Regions from separate parts of the Homo sapiens genome. Here region 1 is linked to region 2. Evidence: chromatin contacts called from ENCODE Hi-C or POLR2A ChIA-PET data. All regions are on one chromosome and are shown on one strand. Each heading gives the region's core, a stretch centred on a gene start or an enhancer-like site at or near the end of the contact. The rest is flanking DNA. Distances are from core to core; before and after follow the strand shown.

Region 1 (3,882 bases), core at 939-3,438, 87 kb before region 2:
CCGAGTAGCTGGGATTACTGGTGCGTGCCACCACACCTGGCTAATTTTTGTATTTTTAGTAGAGACGGGGTTTTACCATGTTGGCCGGGCTGGTCTTGAACTCCTGACATCAAGTGATCCACCGGCCTTGGCCTCCCAAAGTGCTGGGATTACAGGCGTGAGCCACCACGCCCAACCCATTCTAAATTTTAATATCACTGCTTCCAAGAGTGGTCTCATTGATCATAAAACAAATCAAAAGAGATTCTGCTACGTATTCAAACAGTTGTTGGCAAATGACTGCGTCAGTCATCTAAACCATCTTTTAATCCCAGATAATTTCCCCTCCCCTTCTCTGCCACTCTGGGACAGGAATTGATGATCGGATATTTCTTTTCTCTCCCTGCCCTTTATTTTTTTTAGAAACAGGCTCTCACTCTGTCACCCAGGCTGGTGTGATCATAGCTCACTGCAGCCTTGACCTCTTTGGCTCAAGCTAGCCTCCCACCTCAGCCTCCTGAGTAGCTGGGACCACAGATGCACACCACCATGCTCAGCTAATTTTGTTTATTTACTTATTTTTTTGTAGAGACAGGGTCTCCCTATGCTGCCCAGGCTGGTCTCAAACTTCTGGGCTCAAGCGATCCTCCTGCCTCAGCCTCCCAAAGTGCTGGGATTACAGGCATGAGCTACCCACACGGTTTTTGCTTTTTTATTGTTTTATTTTATTTTTATTATTTCCTTACTTTCTGGCACTACAAGGTGCTCCAGGATTATTTTGTATCTTCCTGCCCTTTGTCCTATAATGAGCCATTTCTCCAAAGAGCCCTGGTTCTACCTGTTGGGAACTGTTGGAAACCAAGATCTGGGCTTGAGATGCACTCTCAATGTGCATTGTTACCAAGCTCGTACAGTGATTCTTAAAGCGCTCCAAAACTGGCGATCCCCTGGCCCAGCATCTCTGGAAAGTCACAGTCATTCAGAGACAATAGTGCTCTGGCCTGGGGAGGTTTATATTTGCTCCGAGAGATTCCAGAGTCTTGCTTGGGCCTCTGAAAATTTCAGACCTACCTTCATTCTTCTTCAGGCTTGGCATTTCTTGGAACACGGTGTTTGTTGGGGAGGCAAAGAAACAGGACTTTTTGCATTGATTTAATTTTGATTTGAAGCACGTGAAATTTACTACTCGTTTAGAAGCTAAAATAACATTTTAAAATAAAATAACGGACAGGAAGAAATTGGGAGTGATTTGGGGGCTGGATACCCAGCAGGACAGGCCACACTGTCTCCCAGCCTGTTTGGGTATTTCTGCCTTCAGTCAGAAGATGCAACCTTTTTCCTGTCAAGAGCCAGATAGTAAATATTTTCAGCTTTGCAGCTGGGCCATCTCTGAGGCAGCTGCTCAACTGTGCCGCTGGAGCAGGAAGGCGTCCAGAGACAACATGTAATCCAACATGCGTGGCTGGGACCCAATAAAGCTCTATTTACAAAAACAGGCATCCCGCCAGATGTGGCTCGGAGGCGCTAGTTTGCCCACTCCGCTCTAGATGAATGCACAAATTCAGTAAAGCCAACACGTGCCTTGTCCCTTGGCAGGAGGCACCTTGCACCACTGAAGCGATGCTTTGGGGGCCTCACACCTCGCAGCTTCTGAGAGACGGGCAGGAAGTTTCTGCTATCCTCCCTTCCTTGGTGCGGAGAAGAGCTTGCTTACCTGTGACATGCAGCTGTTTGTTTTGTTTCCTCGATGTGGCCAGTGTTTAATCTGGATTAAGTTTACGGCAATGTGTTAAGCCCACCCCACCACCCCACCAGATCTCTCTAGTGTAACTTGCAACCCACGAAGGACCTACTTTGGGCTGTGGTGGGAGATGATATTTTCATGGATTCCATTTAAATGTACCTATCAGTAGCAGTCAGAATCTCGGTTGCGAGCAACAGAAACTGCCCTTGACCGTGAGAAACAGAAACTGCCCTTGACCGTGAGAAACAGAAAACAGATGGTGTCAGCAGGCTCTCTGGGGCTCGGGGACGTGCTATGAGTGGCGCTGGGGGGCAGGGCACAGCACAAAGGGGCAGGCTAGGCCAGTGGCTTTGGGGATAAGATGACCTCTACCCCCACCCCTGTCCCTGGGCCTCCTGATTCGTAGTCAAAGCACCGGGGACAGGCTCTTTCAGGCAGTGAGAGCCACATGCTGCCTCCTGGTGGCCGCAGAGGTGGGGAGAGGGAATATGGGTGAGAATATGCCACCACCTCCCCCCAAATCACACATCAGAGGAAACGAGATTGCCCCAAAGCAAGATCAGGTTACAAAAAGGAAGAAGATAGCCCCAAACACTGTGTCCACTGCAACACAGGTGCACCGAGCATTGACCCACACACCTGAATTTCATAGTTTAGCTGCATGGAGAGGGTAAAATCAATTCTGAGAAGAAAGAAGGGAAGGGCTGTGATGAAGGTCACTGCACCAGGAGAAGGGAGTCTTCCCTGAGCAAACGTCCACTTCCCCAGTCCTGGCCTGTCACCCTGTCTCGGCTCCTACATGACACAGACTCATCACCTGGTGTTAGGTCAAACTCTGGGACCCACCCGGTGGTGACCCATCATTGATATTAATTTAGTGAGTCACAACGTCAGTTTTGAAAAAAAGAACAAAATAGAATAAAATGAAAAAAATGCAAAAGATGAGAGAGACTTGCACATCGTAAGAGAAAGTGATGCTTCGATTTCCAATGTGCATGCTCATTTGGGATCACAACGCAAAATAAATTTGTTACTGTTGGGTGTAGTCAAAAAGTATGAAGTCCACTAGTCTAGATCATGACTCACACTGTAGGAGTTGGCTCAGGCTGTCATAAAAAATACCGCAGACTGAGTGGCTTTAACAACAGACATTTATTTTCTCAACTTTCTGGAGGCTGGAAGTCCAAGATCAAGGTGTTGGCACAGTGGGTTCCTTCTGAGGCCTCTCTCCTGGGTTTGTAGATGGCTGTCTCCTGTCTGTGTCTTCACATCATCTTCCCTCTGTGTCTGGGTCCAAATTTCCTTTCTTATAGGACATCAGTCATATTGGATTAGGGCCTATCCCAGTGATATGGTTTGGATCTGTGTCCCCACCAAATCTCATGTTGAATTGTAATCCCCAGTGTCGGAGATGGGCCTGGAGCAAGGCAATTGGATCATGGAGGCCGAGTTCACGAGTGGTTTAGCAACTTCCCCTCGGTGCTGTTCTCGTGACAGTGAGTGAGTTCTCCTGAGATCTGGTTGTTTAAAAGTGCGTTGCACCTCACTCTCCCTCTTGTTCCTGCTTTTGCCATGTGAACTTTATTTTATTTTTTTTTTTTTGAGATGGAGTCTCGCTCTGTCACCCAGGCTGGAGTGCAGTGGTGTGATCTTAGCTCACTGCAACCTCCACCTCCTGGGCCCAAGTGATTATACTGCCTCAGTCTCCTGAGTAGCTGGGTTTACAGGTGTCTGCCATGAAGCCCGGCTAATTTTTGTATTTTTAGTAGAAACGGGGTTTCACCATGTTGGCCAGGCTGGTTTTGAACTCCCAACCTCAGGTGATCCGCCTGCCTTGGCCTCCCAAAGTGCTGGGATTCCAAGCATGAGCCACTGTGCCCGGCCAACCATGTGAACTTTCTATTCCCACTTTGCCTTCCACCATGAGTTAAAGCTCCTTAAGGCCTCCCTAAAAGCAGATGTCACAGCGATTTCTGTATAGCCTGTGGAACTGTGAGCCAATTAAACCTCTTTTCTTTATAAATTACCCAGTCTCAGTTATTTCTTGTGGTTGATTTTGTTGTTGTTGTTGTTGTTGTTGTTTTTGAGACGGAATCTCACTCTGTCACCCAGGCTGGAGTGCAGTGGCACAATCTCGGCTCACTGCAACCTCCGCCTCC
Region 2 (3,668 bases), core at 202-2,701:
TGTTCTTTTCTTTAGCAGAAACCATCCTAACAAGGCTGAAACCAACCAAATTCACAGTCTGCGTGCACGGCTCTCCATTCTTCTTCTTGGCTTTACAGGTTCCCAGGTCAAGAGCTTCACCCATAATTAAGACCTTCTGAGGATGATCGATAGATAAACACACCTGTAAGAAAAGGTGGGGCAGGAGTTAAAGGCGGACAAAATTATGGCCTTTTATTAGCAGGAATAGAAAAAAGAATGGTTGGTGCTGATTTAAGAAGGTTATTGCCAGGCGCAGTGGCTCACACCTATAATCCTAGCACTCTGGGAGGCCGAGGCAGGTGGATCGCTTGAGGCCAAGAGTTTGAGACTAGCCTAGGCAATGTGGCAAAACCCTGTCTCTACAAAAAACCACAAAAATTAGCCAGGCATGGTAGTGCGTGCATGTAGTCCCAGTTACTTGGGGGGCTGAAGTGGGAGGATCACTAGAGCTTGGGAAGTCCAGGCTGAAATGAGCTGTGATCACACCACTGCACTCCAGCCTGGGCAACAGAGTGAGGCCGTCTCAAAAAGGAGAGAGGTTTTAGTGGTCTAAAGGAATTTGAAGCCAGGGCTCTATAACCGTTTTAGGAACAGGGATGCAGAAGGCACCTTCAGTTCTTTTCCCATTTTCCATCCTTTCCTTCATCTTTGCGATTGGAATCCTGATTTTCTCTAGGCTGGCTGACTTCTCAGCCTCAGGTCATAGATCCTGTTCCCTGTTCTCCCAGCACTCCTTAGAGCTAGCATTGGTTATGTGATAAGTTCTAGATGCTCAGACATAAACAGGAGTTGGTAGGGAAGCTTCTGCTTTCCTGACAAAATGAGTTAGGAGGCTGGCTCCCCCTTCCTCTTCACTTCTTGCCTTGAATGGAGATGACTGGAGGGAGACAAGTCCCTCAAGGGCCTTGCTGAACTCAGCTCTCTCCCTTCTTGTTTGCAATTCTCTTCTTGGACAGACTGTACCAAGAGGGACTGTCCTGAATAGCTCGGGCTTTGTCCTCACCCCTCCTAGGACAAGATCTCTTACAACACTTGAGCTCAATAAGCCAAGTAGCCTCCAGGTTATAAAACCCAGATCAGGGTGCTTTCATAATCCCTCCGCTGCAGGGTGAAGAGAGCCATGAGCAGACAGGACTCTGCCTGCCTGGAGTGCCTTGACTGAGTCTTGGTGGACTGGCTCAACCCAGATCCTAGGCTTCTGTGGAGTCTCGCTGCCTAAGGTGCTTTGCCCAATTTGTGTGTGCTTTGTCTCCCGGATGCATACTCCTGTAGGCAGGCTTGTGCAAAGCTGCTGGTAGCTTGGTTTATGCTGAACCACTGGCAGCTGGGTTTGTACAAAGCTTCCAGCCAGATCTGGGAACCTACCAGATCTGGAAATAGTAGAAATTGGCAAGGTGTTTAGAGCCCTCCCACAGGACTGGTAAACAGTGCATGGTATTCCTCTCCAAGAAACTGGCACCCTTCCACGGTATGCCAATTCACAGTGATGGCTAGAGTTTCAAAGGCATCTTGTGACCAGGAGAGAAAGGCTGAGACTCACAGAGATGTCACTCTTAAATCACTATAGTGTTTAAATCTGAATTTTTTTAATATGTAAGAAAAATAAGCCCCACTGTTTATTGTTGAAAAGAAACTATACTTAAGTTTGTTTGTTACTTGCAGCCAAACACATTCCTAACCAATAGAGGAAGATTTGTTGCCATTCTCTGGTGAAAGCAAGGAATGAGATAACATTTTTCTCACTTCTCTTGAAAATAATAATCTGACTACAACAGAGTAAAGCTCCATGCTGGGTCAGAGTAGAGAAACTGCCAGTTGCTATTCACACTGTGTCTAGATTTGCAATTTCCTAGAGAAGCAGTAGGTAGTGCCAAAACTCTAGTATTTGAGAAGATGAAAATTCACTTTGATTTTAAACTGCAGCTATGGTTGTCACAGTCAACGGAGCAAAATCCCCTCAACTATAAAACACTGCTTTCTTGATGCCACCATAAAAATTTATATAAGGAATCATGCTGGGCACGGTGGCTCACACTTGTAATCCTAGTACTTTGGGAGGCCGAGGCGGGTAGATCACTTGAGCCCAGGGGTTCGAGACAAACCTGGGCAACATAGTGAAACCCTGTCTCTACAAAAAACACAAAAATAGGCTGGGCGTGGTGGCTCATGGCTGTAATCCCAGCACTTTAAGAGGCTGAGGCAGGTGGATCACCTGAGGTCAGGAGTTCAAAACCAGCCTGGCCAACATGGTAAAACTCGTCTCTAATAAAAATGCAAAAAAAATTAGCTAGGCATGGTGGCACATGCCTGTAATCCCAGCTGCTGAGGGTGAGGCAGGAGAACCACTTGAACCTGGGAGGTATAGGTTGAAGTGAGTCAAGATCACGCCATTGCACTCCAGCCTAGGCAACAAGAGCGAAACTCCATCACATACACACAAAAAAACCACAAAAATTAGCAGAGCATGGTGGCATGCACCTGTAGTTCCAGCTACTCAGGAGGCAGAAGTGGAAGTATCACTTACGCCCAGGAGACGGAGTTTGCAATGAGTCAAGAACACATGACTGTACTCCAGCCCGGGCAACAGAGCAAGACTCACTTTCAAAAAAAAAAAGAAGGTATGAATCCAAGGAAACCTGAGTACAATAGTTCAAAAACTCCAGGAACTTTGTAACTAATTTGAAAAGATGGAATAAAAGTAGTTGTTACAAAACACTTTAGAATAGGTGGAAATTCAGAATACTGATGGGTAATGAATGAACAAAAAATGAAAAGCCAGATTCACGGAGACACAATCACATAAAAGCATGACTTATTTTCTGGAGGTAGACTAATACAAACTTTTTTCTTTTCTTGTCTTTTTTTTTGAGATGGGGTCTTACTTTGTTACCTAGGTTGGAGTGCAGTGGCACAATCAGGGCTCACTACAGCCTCAACCTCCCACCGCAGCCTCCTGAATAGATGGAACTACAGTTGTGTGCCCCCACTCACAGCCAGTTTTTACATTTTTTGTAGAGATGGGGTTCTCACTATGTTGCCCAGGCTGGTCTTGAACTCCTGGGCTCAAGTGATCCTCCCGCTTTGGCCTCCCCAAAGTGTTAGGATTACAGGTGTGAGCCACTGTGTGCTGCATCAAACATCTTTGATAAAACTCAGTTAACTTGTAAAGACAATCATCAATCAAATCCCAGAAACAGGCTCTTACCTCCTCTGAACCATCCTTGGGCTTCATGGGGTTGGCATTGAGGATCCCTACGACAGTCCCCTGCTCCGTCTTCCAGAGCGCTTTGTGAACTTCTCCAAATAAGAACAAGGACACACATTGTGTCAGGTCACGAAGATCATTCAGTTTCCATATGCTGAAGGTTTTTCCCTGGAACAAATAGTTATTTTTTATAATTTTGAACTGTAGGTTATGCCGTCCTCATTTATGATTCAAGAGTTTTACTATGGAAAACTATATGCCTATAATCCATAAAATCCAAGTTTTTTTGTTGTTATTCAAATATGTATCATCAGCATGTGTGATAACTTTAACCCATTCTCTAGGCTTTTGCATTCTATTACCCTTCTCATTTTAGAGATGAAAGTGAAATAAAGCAAGCCAGTGGCAAACTTGTTAGCAGAGTCTCTAGTTATCTCGGGTC

The links. Hi-C counts contacts between places; a loop is a spot of excess contacts on that map. ChIA-PET counts read pairs that join two places held with the same protein, here RNA polymerase II (POLR2A). Pooled maps may share reads with other maps.
Region 1: a pooled map shows a loop between it and region 2 (2.2-fold over the local background). The contact joins two enhancer-like sites. A Hi-C loop is called at or near these places in 5 of 37 single-sample maps with no recorded cell type and 2 of 50 pooled maps. POLR2A ChIA-PET finds 5 or more read pairs at or near these places in 5 of 52 experiments (GM12878, H1, T-cell and 2 more).

Annotation. Positions count from the first base shown.
Region 1 is chr10:13,270,002-13,273,883 of GRCh38, reverse strand. No RefSeq gene overlaps it. Among named protein-coding and RNA genes, the nearest start is that of PHYH, 28 kb to the left of the region's middle. Within about 2 kb of position 2,188, at least 15 of the 41 ENCODE cell types and tissues checked have a DNase peak (open chromatin) inside an H3K27ac peak, as active enhancers do.
Region 2 is chr10:13,182,659-13,186,326 of GRCh38, reverse strand. MCM10 (minichromosome maintenance 10 replication initiation factor) reads right to left here. Exons shown (of 20, transcript NM_018518.5): 8 at 3,227-3,394; 9 at 47-163. Among named protein-coding and RNA genes, the nearest start is that of MCM10, 23 kb to the right of the region's middle. Within about 2 kb of position 1,451, at least 2 of the 41 ENCODE cell types and tissues checked have a DNase peak (open chromatin) inside an H3K27ac peak, as active enhancers do.